2 separate regions of the Mus musculus genome follow, and region 1 is linked to region 2. A link is a loop called in an ENCODE intact Hi-C map of the cell type or tissue named here. Cell type or tissue: left cerebral cortex. All regions are shown on one strand.

Evidence for each region. A loop is a pair of places that touch in the nucleus more often than their neighbours do. Peaks named below come from ENCODE experiments on the same cell type or tissue, not always from the same donor. Only the 100,000 strongest peaks of a DNase experiment are listed, where the experiment ranks them.
Region 1: a loop joins it to region 2, with 2.5 times the contacts of the local background. A loop is called at or near these places in 2 of 42 quality-filtered maps.

Annotation. Positions count from the first base shown.
Region 1 is chr13:92,244,234-92,249,233 of GRCm38, forward strand. All of the region lies in intron 19 of Msh3 (mutS homolog 3), which reads right to left. Among named protein-coding and RNA genes, the nearest start is that of Dhfr, 110 kb to the right of the region's middle. In left cerebral cortex, no CTCF peak of the experiment used is centred here; DNase peaks (open chromatin) are centred at 2,921 and 3,502; H3K27ac peaks cover 2,014 bases.
Region 2 is chr13:92,325,865-92,330,864 of GRCm38, forward strand. All of the region lies in intron 8 of Msh3 (mutS homolog 3), which reads right to left. Among named protein-coding and RNA genes, the nearest start is that of Dhfr, 26 kb to the right of the region's middle. In left cerebral cortex, no CTCF peak of the experiment used is centred here; a DNase peak (open chromatin) is centred at 2,035.

The sequences.
Region 1 (5,000 bases), 82 kb before region 2:
AAATCCATCTTTATAGAATGTGGTAGAACTATTTTTATAGTAGCTGAGGGCCAGCAGGAAAAATGTCAGTTTTAAAGTGCTTTATTCCCTGAAAATGTCAATCAATGGCAAGCTACAGACAAAGCCTTCCTCTGCACAAGCCCAGTCAGTCTCTGCACATTTAAGGACAGATGAATAAGGAGCAGAGAGGGAGCAGTGAGGAGGGACAGTGAGGCTCACCCCTGAGATGCCAGGGCAGTGGTTTAACCCTGCCTGATCCTTGCATCCTACCCATCTCCCATTCGGTAGAACAGTAGAAGCAAGGCTGGTTTCCCGCTCTTCACTTACAGATAAGAAAACCAAGGCCAGGTGATGGGTGGCCCATCTCAGGAGACAGTAAAATAATGGTAGAACTGAATTTGAATTTTTATTTGCTATCACCACTCAGACCCTCTATGCCTACATAAGAAAATGTGATATGTGGAAGGAACTTTAGGATGGAAAGACATACTACCATGGACAACTTGTTTCTGGGTAAAGTAGTAATGAAGGCTCTGTGAAGTAGGAAATAACATTTTGGGTCTTGAAGAATGAACAAGAGTTCAATTGATGGCCATGGGTTAGAGACAGGAAGAAAAAGAAACCTCAGGGCAGACACCAGCGCAGGTGATTGTAAGAAAAGGAAATCAGCATCAGTGAGAGAGAATGGCTGTGTGGCTAAGAGGTTTGCAGTTCTTTCAGAGGACCTGAGCTCACTTCCTGGCACCCACATCAGGTGGTGCACAGCTACCTACAACTCTGCTCCAGAGGATCTGGTGTCCTCTTTTGTCCCCTAAGAGCACCCATACACAGAGCTGCACTCACACAGAAACACATGCATATATATGGAGGTTAATAAATCAAGTTAGTATCGAACAACTGCCTTCTCAGTGTTTCAGAAACAAGAGAGGAGATACAAGATACAAGCCCTATAATACAAAGTAAGTACCATTCATACTTCCCTGGAGCTAAGAGATGGCCCAGGTTAGATGTCCCTTCAGCTCTTCAGAGTTCCCAGCACCCATGTCAGGCATCCCAACCATTCCAGCTCCAGTGGAGCTGGTGAGCTCTCTGGCCTCCACAAGCACTTACACCCATGTGCACATACTCACACACAGACACATGTGCACACATATAATTAAAAATGCATCTCTAATCTTCCTCCTTCACTTTCATCCTTCAGTTCATTTATCTAATTATCACACTATATAAAACACACACACACACACACACACACACACACACACACACACACACACGACAGTGATCCTATTTGTATAATCTAGCCAGGAAATGAAGTCAAGCTTAAAACTCAGATGTTTTAGGTAAGGCATTATCATTGTACTTGGTAATTAGGGATAAAGTCAATGACTACAGTTGATTCAACTAATGTTACATTTAATTTGTAGCCAAAGCAAGTATTACTGGGCATCTAAAACAACTTGTACTGGGAGGGAAGAGGAAACTGGGCAGTTGGTCCTCATTCTTACCAGCTTCAAACATTCTTATATACAAAGAAATATGTGTCTACTACACACCATAGACAGTACTGAGGACTAAAGAACCTCAGGTTACTTCTTGACCTGGACCCTAGTACTTGCCTCTAGGGCACTTAGGCAGTAGATTTCCCACAACCTAAAGAGATCCACAGTTCAGGGGCTTCCTGGAGATTCTCTTTGCACACTAGACTCATTTTCTCTCCCATGCAACAGTACTTCCTAAAGCAACACAGTTGAATTTATATCACTTATCTCAAAACCAAAATACAAGAACTCGCACTGCTTTCAAAAGCCCACCCACCAGATAGCCATTTGGGTCAATAAACAAATAGTCACAGGACAGTCCATAATATGACTGCCCCAAGCAGTGTGTCCTTATTTTTTTACAAGGTCATGAGGATATAAGGTACTGTCTTAGTCAGGGTTTCTATTCCTGCACAAAACATCATGACCAAGAAGCAAATTGGGGAGGAAAGGGTTTATTCAGCTTACATTTCCACATTGCTTTTCATCACTGAAAGAAGTCAGGACTGGAACTCAAGCAGGTCAGAAAGCAGGAGCTGATACAGAGGCCATGGAGGGATGTTCTTTACTGGCTAGCTCAGCCTGCTCTCTTATAGAACCCAAGACTACCAGTCCAGAAATGGCACCACACACAAGGGGACCTCCTCACTTGATCACTAATTGAGAAAATGCCTTGCAGTTGGATCTCACAGAGGCATTTCCCCAACTGAAGCTCCTTTCTCTGTGACAACTCCAGCCTATGTCAAGTTGACACAAAACTAGCCAGTACAGGTACCAACTCCTTAACCCTTAAGGGACAGTCACAGCCCTGGGGCCAACATCTGCCTGGCCAGAGCCAACTCCCTCTCTTGTTTTATTCCAGTGTGGAGTTAAACTGGCATCATTTCCTATGTTTTCCAGGCAGTAAGCATGGGTGAAAAGCACCATTTGCCCTAGACTATGCCCATGTTTCAAGAAATTATCTAAGGCTCAACTCAGACAGCCTTGACATGGCTTTCCCATTCTGAGAATTAGTCTATCATGGGTATGAAGAGGAGTTACGCTGTAGTATCTCATTTTTCTTCTATTTCTTCAGTGTAATATTCTGTAAACTGAAAAATCCCCAATTCCGAAAAACTAACATTTTCTAGAAGAAAAAGAAGAAAAATTTCAAGTGAGATTTGGAGCCTGCTGAAGGCGTCTCAGTAACACTGTGAGTAGGAGCCTGCTGTGTATTAGTGGTGTGCTGTGGGCACTGGTATGGCACCTACACAGTGTAGACGTGTACACTGCCTGTCCTTGTCAAGCTGGAACCCTTTGGGAAGCACACCAACAAGAACAAGCATCAGTACAAAGCAGGGGCGACACAGGGCAGTGGGTGTGGGGTGTAGGATCTATCATCAGAGCACTGGTGAGGGAAGGCTTCAAGCCAGGAGGCATCTAAGAGGGAGAAACAGCAGAGCTTGTGATGATGCGAGGCGGGAGGCAGGATGGGTGAGATGGGGAAGGAGGACATTCTCTGTGGAGGGAATACCATCTGCCAAGCCCAAAGGCAGTTCTGTGAGTCCCAAACAGCTGGAATGCACAGATGAGGGCAAGCAGGAGGGAGTCGAGGCAGGTTAGCAGAGGCTACAAGGGGAAGTGAACGGAGGACTGCACTGGAGGAGGCAGATGGAGGACAAAGCGGAGACAGAAAAGATTCCTAAAACTGAGAGAGGGAAAGTCAGAAAGACTTTCTTTGCTCATGAGAACATAATGATTTCATTAACACAGAGCCCAGGAAAGCTAGCATCATTTAGATGTAAGAAAGGTGAATTCTCAAAATGATGTAATTATCAGAAGTAACAATGCTACCTAACTTTGAGGACTTTTCTGCCAGGGTATAGTTTATAAGTTAATAGGCAGAGTACATTTTAGATAGAATCTTACATAGTAAGTTCTTTCTCTACAACATCCCTGTATATAAATTTATACCCTGAGAAACAGAATGCGCTTCACCATAGCAACAGGCTATATCAACTCCTACTCAAGTTAGGAAAAGCATATGTAAAAGAAACGAATATTCTGGGACATTCTAAGCTGTCTAACCAGGAAAAACTACTACACTTACCTTGTAAAGATCTAAATACATGAGTTAATGATTCTTTAAAATGCTCCTTGATTAGAAGGCTGCTTTAATTCTTCAAATTTGACTTATTAAAAAATATAATAGATTATTTTTTAAGAAGAAAATGAAAACATAAGGAAAAAAGAAATAAAGTAGCAGTGGCAAGGGTAAGATCCTTGGATCTGTGGACAGGCATGAGCAGAAACACAACATGTTTCACGGGTATTTATCCATTAAATACGAGCCAAGCTATTAGATATTAGAACTATATTACTCTCTCTAGAGAAGCTATATACTATTGCTATGAAAACTAAAAACACAGGTCTTATTCTCATATAGGCTTTGCCTTAAAGACAATTAAGATTAGTATTTATTAACTTATATGACAACTGATAGCATACACATCTGGTTGCTATGGTCCGAATGTCTATGCCTCTCCCCTGTTCTCAGGGAATTATAAATCCTACGATGACAGTGTCAAGGGTCTTTAAGATGTGATTAATATACAGGGACTGAGAGGGACCTCCCCTTCTCCCACCAAGTGAGGACACAATAAAAGGTGCCACACTAAAAGTACAAAGCCAGCTCCCACAAGGTACAGACACCCACCCTGTCTTCAATTCTGTCTTCAGAGTCATGAAAGATAACTTCTGTTGTCTATAACCACTCCATCTGTGGCACTTCAATGAAACAGTTTGAACAGGCCCAACACACAGATTGGAAGCTACTATCAAACCCTGTATGGCATGATAGGGAACATGACAGTAGACAGAACTCAAAGCTTTTCATCTTACTTCACACACGTATGACTGCTCAAACGACGACGTCAGAGGTCTTTGCTCTGGGGCCCAACTTGGAATGCTGCTACTGTCCCAACACCCTGCAAACTTCTCTCTTACAGCTCAGTTCTCCCACTGACTTAAAAACCTAATACTCTGTATCCAACCACTCTGTGTGACACTCCTGTCATGCATAGACTGCTCTCTAATACTCTGTATCCAACCACTCTGTGACACTCCTGTCATGCATAGACTGCTCTCTAATACTCTGTATCCAACCACTCTGTGACACTCCTGTCATGCACAGGCTGTATCTTGCTGCGCTTTTCCATTCAGGATCCACACATTTTTGTTTCTTTAGGGCCCTCCCACAGTTGCCCTTACTGCAGGCATCCACAAACCTCAGTTAGCATCCTTGATGTCATCCTCTAAAGAAACCCAGCTGACAGTTTAGATGGTCTCAGTAATCCTGTGGACAACTCTAACTTTTCTTACCCATTATCTTGTTTCATGCTCTCCTTCCCAAAGCCCTGTTCCCCGCTTCCTAAATCTTGCCATCACTGACAATACCAACAGCTCTGAGATCTTGCTTTA
Region 2 (5,000 bases):
CAAGCTTTTTACATAGAAGTCAACAAACTCATCCTCAACTGAGGCTTTGGTCAGTAACGTGTTCAAAAATGTCATTTTTGTTTTTAGGGTTTTTTTGTTGTTTTGTTTTTGTTTTTGTTTTGTTTTTAAATAGAAACTGGAGCCTTCTGCTGGGCAGAGAAGGGGTAGGGGCTAAAATAGAAACTGAAATAACAAGAGGAGAATGTGACTACTCTACAGTACAGAGAAGAGTTTTATTGGATATGAAAGGGGGAAAGCAGGCAGACGGGAGAGTCCAGGCTGAACATAGCCACAGACTAAACTGGACCATGTGAGTGGGAGGGAGAGCAAGAAAGAAGTTGTTGACCAAGAAAACAGTGTAGCCAAAACTGCTGAGTCAGACAGGGATCAGCCATCCGGGAGGGAGGGTTGGGGGCACGGTGGGAAGGACCAGGAAGAGCCACGGGTACTGACTGAAACTTGTCCTCTGTTTGAGACCTAACAGACACAATCACACTGGTCTACACTGCCACCGTGAACCACCCCCCCAAGAAAAAAAGAGAAACACACACACACACACACTCACACACTCACACACACACACGCTCTTGAGGTTTTGGAGTTCTCATCTCACCATTTACTTTCTTTTAAATATGAAATAAACAAAACAAAAAATACATCTAAGATTCTTTTAACTGATATCCTAAAACATCGAAATCTATAATGTTCACTATGAGACTATAAAATCCTAGCTCCCTTTTCAAAGTCAAGTTTAAACTAAAACCTTGGCACCTATAACTGAATGTGTGTGAACCATCTTCTCTACGTACAGTATCGAAACAGCTGGCAAACTAAGGAGAAAAGTGAGCCTTAACAACCCAGCTCAGACCATCACAATCAAAATGCCTATTAAAGCTAAAACCGTAAACTTGAACTATATAAACCTTTACAAAAAGAAAATATAAAAGTCTTCATGCTTCTAGAATAGGCAGAACTCAGATACAGAAGACCTCACTAAAGGGAATATTGATATTAAAATCTTTTGTTCTTCTGTGTTCATGAAAAATTAAAAGCTAAGCCAAAAGCTTGGAAAAAACATCAGAGGGGGGAGAGGGAGAAGGAAGAGAGAAGAAGAGGTAGAGAGAGAGAGAGGGAGAGAGAAAAAGGGAGAGGGACAAAGACAGAGAATGTGTATGTACGCAGGCATGTGTGGTAAACATTTGACCTAGAATAATTCCTACACCGCAACACAAGCAATCCAAGAGATAAAATGGACAGAGAGGACACATGGATGAACATCCAGTAAATACATGAAATCACTCTATCCAGAGAGAACTAAATTAAAACCCAAATGTGAAATCACAATTTGCTCATTACAGTGACTCAAAGTGAAAAGACACAATGGGACAATAGATGCGAATGACAAGCCACAGCACTCACACACTGCAACAGACAAGCTACAGCGCCCACACACTGCAACAGACAAGCAACAGCGCCCACACACTGCAGCAGACAAGCTACAGCGCCCACACACTGCAACAGACAAGCAACAGCGCCCACACACTGCAACAGACAAGCTACAGTGCTCACACACTGCAGCAGACAACACACACTGCAGCAGACAAGCTACAGCGCCCACACACTGCAGCAGACAAGCTACAGCGCTCACACACTGCAGCAGACAAGCTACAGTACTCACACACTGCAGCAGAGAAGCAAAACTATGGAATTACTATAAAGAATATTTTTTGTTTTGTTTTGTTTTGTTTTGCTTTGCTTTGTTTTTCGAGACAGGGTTTCTCTGTATAGCCCTGGCTGTCCTGGAACTCACTTTGTAGACCAAGCTGGCCTCGAACTCAGAAATCCACCTACCTCTGCCTCCCAAGTGCTAGGATTAAAGGCGTGCGCCATCACGCCCAGCTATAAAGAATATTTTTGTTTTCCACAGGGATGAATATATATGTTTACCTACCTAACCTAGCAATTCCACTCCTAGGTCTATCCAAAAAAGTATGTCTGTGAGAAGATAGAGCACAGAGGGTAGTCTTAACAGCTTTCCTGAAAATAACCACAAGCTGGAAACAACCCAAGGATTTGGCAAGTGAAAAATCAACAAACCCTGGTATATTCGTCTAAAATAAAACTGCACACCAATTAAAGAGAACAAACTTTCCTCCCATACATTCAACACAACTACACATTTCTTTGAGCAAAGGTAAGAAAGTAGACATCAAAGAGTCCACACTGTAATGATTCCAGTTGTGTGAAACCCTAAAACAGCCTGCCCTGCCCTGCTCTCTGACCCCAGTGATCATATCATCAATGTTGTAGTGAAGGTTGGAGATAAAGAGAGGAGCCAGAGAGAGGCAGAGGAAGTCTGGAGAGAAGGCGGAGCTTTACCCGGGATGATGGCTGCAGGATGTTACACTAGCAGTGACTGAAACAAACTTACAATGTGCAAAGCTTACTGCATGTAAACCACAACTGATTAAAGCTGACTACAAATAAAACTTTTGAATCTGCTGTATATAATTTAAAGCTAAAGACTTTTTAAAGTCTTAAACTAACATGACTAAATTCCCATGGAAATGTAAACTCCAAACCCTTCTGAGTAAGATTTTGATTCCAGTATCTACCCAGGAAACTGCATATCTTTCACTTTAAAACAAAAATACTGGACTTCAAGATGGACATTCTAATCTAGTTATGGTGGCACACGCCTTTAATCCCAGCAGTCTGGAGGCAGAGACAGGTGAATCTCTGTGAGTCTGAGGCCAGTCTGGTCTACAGAGTGAGTTCCAAATCAGCCAGGACCAGAGTTTTCAAAGGGCCAGTCTCAAAAAATTATATATATATTTAAAAAGTATATTTTATATCTACACAACTTGAGGTATATTAAATGTCAACTAGAACTTATACAAATATATAGACATAGTACACTAAAAAATTTACAAATAAAAAAATGTTTCTCCCTAAGATCTAAGCCAGCCTTTGAAAAGCTTTTTTTTTTTTTTCTAAAAAACTCCATTTTACGTATGTATGAAGAAATACAACAATGAAACATTCTCAGATAGCTGGAAATTTTTCTCAAAATGTCTTCCATGCATTAAAAGCATTTTTTCAGCAAAACAAAACCAGGCCATTTCACTCAGGTTATATGCCTCGAGTCCAGAGGCTGATTAACAAACCCATCTTTAGGCTACTTCAAGGGGCCTAAAGTCCTCATCCAAACTAATGGTTTTCTCCAGAAATCCTAATTCTGATATTATACCAAGAGCAACTTCAGAATAAGTTTCCTAGAATTCATAGAACAATGAATAATGCATGTACAGATGTGCATTCATGGGTTACAGGCTAAACTGTGACCCCATGAACTTATCCATAGCCTAGCATACCTAAGATGGAGTCTTTACATGGGTGTCTGTTTCAGTGAGATCATTGGAGTGGGCTGTACTCCAGTATTTAAAACAACACCAGAAATGTGTACATGTCACAAGCACAGAGGACAGTGATATGGGGAGACACTAAGAAGACAGCTGAGAACTGCCCTTCCTTCCTAGCCTCAAAAGCAACACTGCTGCCACCCTGACTTGGGACCACGCCCTCCTGTGTGAAACCGTGTTAGGCTGCTCACACACCTAGTCAGTTGCTGCAATTCCACTAGAAGGATCAACAGCGCCTCAGGCACGAGCTTACAAATCACTATTATAACAAGGAAGACGCCAAGAAGAATCACTTGGTATCTGCCAGTTTCTAGAATGCCAATACTCTGACCTACCATAGATGATTTTAAGCTAATGTTGTACAAACTTGATACAAATTACTAGAAATATATCAACTCTAGAAAGCTTCTATAAACTACTGCATCACAGAGCAAAACCTGATGAGACAGCATTTTTATTAGCTAGTAAGTACTCCAAAGGACGGCCATGCTTAGAACCACAGCTGCATTTACAGGACAGCAGCTGGAGAACCACGGGATGAATGGTTAGGGTGCAGAAGATAGTAAGAAACAAGTGTAGCAAAAGTACAGTGTGACCTCTAAATAGCTTCGGAATGCTAAACATAAATGAAAAGGAAATCAGACTGGAAAAGCATGCCTGACCTCAGGTATATGGTAATTAATGCAAGCAAGGGATCTGCAAATCAAACTCAAATGGGCCATTTTACTCTTTCTGCATAAAATATTATTTAAAAGCATTGAATTGGGAGCTGGAGACATGGCTGACTCAGCAGCTAAGAGCGCTTGCTGCTTTTGCAGAGGACCAGCACCTACACTGACTGGGTAGTTCACAACCACCAGAACTCTAGTTCTAAGGGATCTGACACCCTCTTTTAGCCTCTATAAGCACCCACGTTTGTGTGCATGCACACAGGCAGACAAATGGACAGACAGAAACACACAATGAGACAGGCACAGACACACACACACACACACAAAAGAATCATCTAAAAAATATGTAGAAGCATTGAATCAAATTGGAATTACTTACAATTATGAATCTTACTAGAAAAAAAAAATCACTGCCTCATTCTCTTTACCACATTTTTAAAATGTTCACTTTTTAAAATTATGTTCATGTATGTTTATGGGCCGTAGTATGCTCACGTATGTACTAGAGTCCACAGAGACTAAAGGCATAGGATTCTCTAGAGCTGCACTTACAGGGGCTGTAAGGCACCAACAGGTGCTAGGAATTGTTCTCTCTAAGAGCAGTGCATGCTCTTACATAGTGAGCTGTCTCTCCAGGCCCACTTACCTCTCTTCTAAGTCGGCAACCTAGAGTCTCTCAGGACAAACGCACAAAAATCATACAGTTACCCCATTCCCAAGGGGAAAGCCATAAAGCACCAGCAATCCAGGCTGCACTAGGTAGGGACACCTACATTTTAAGTTAGAAAGAAGACACCCTCAAACAACTGGCATCATGATGACCCCAGAGGACTCTGTGGGGAATGGTGACAGCTGACTCAGCATTACTTACTACAAGCAGCCAGGGTTTAAGTGTAGAACTGCACAT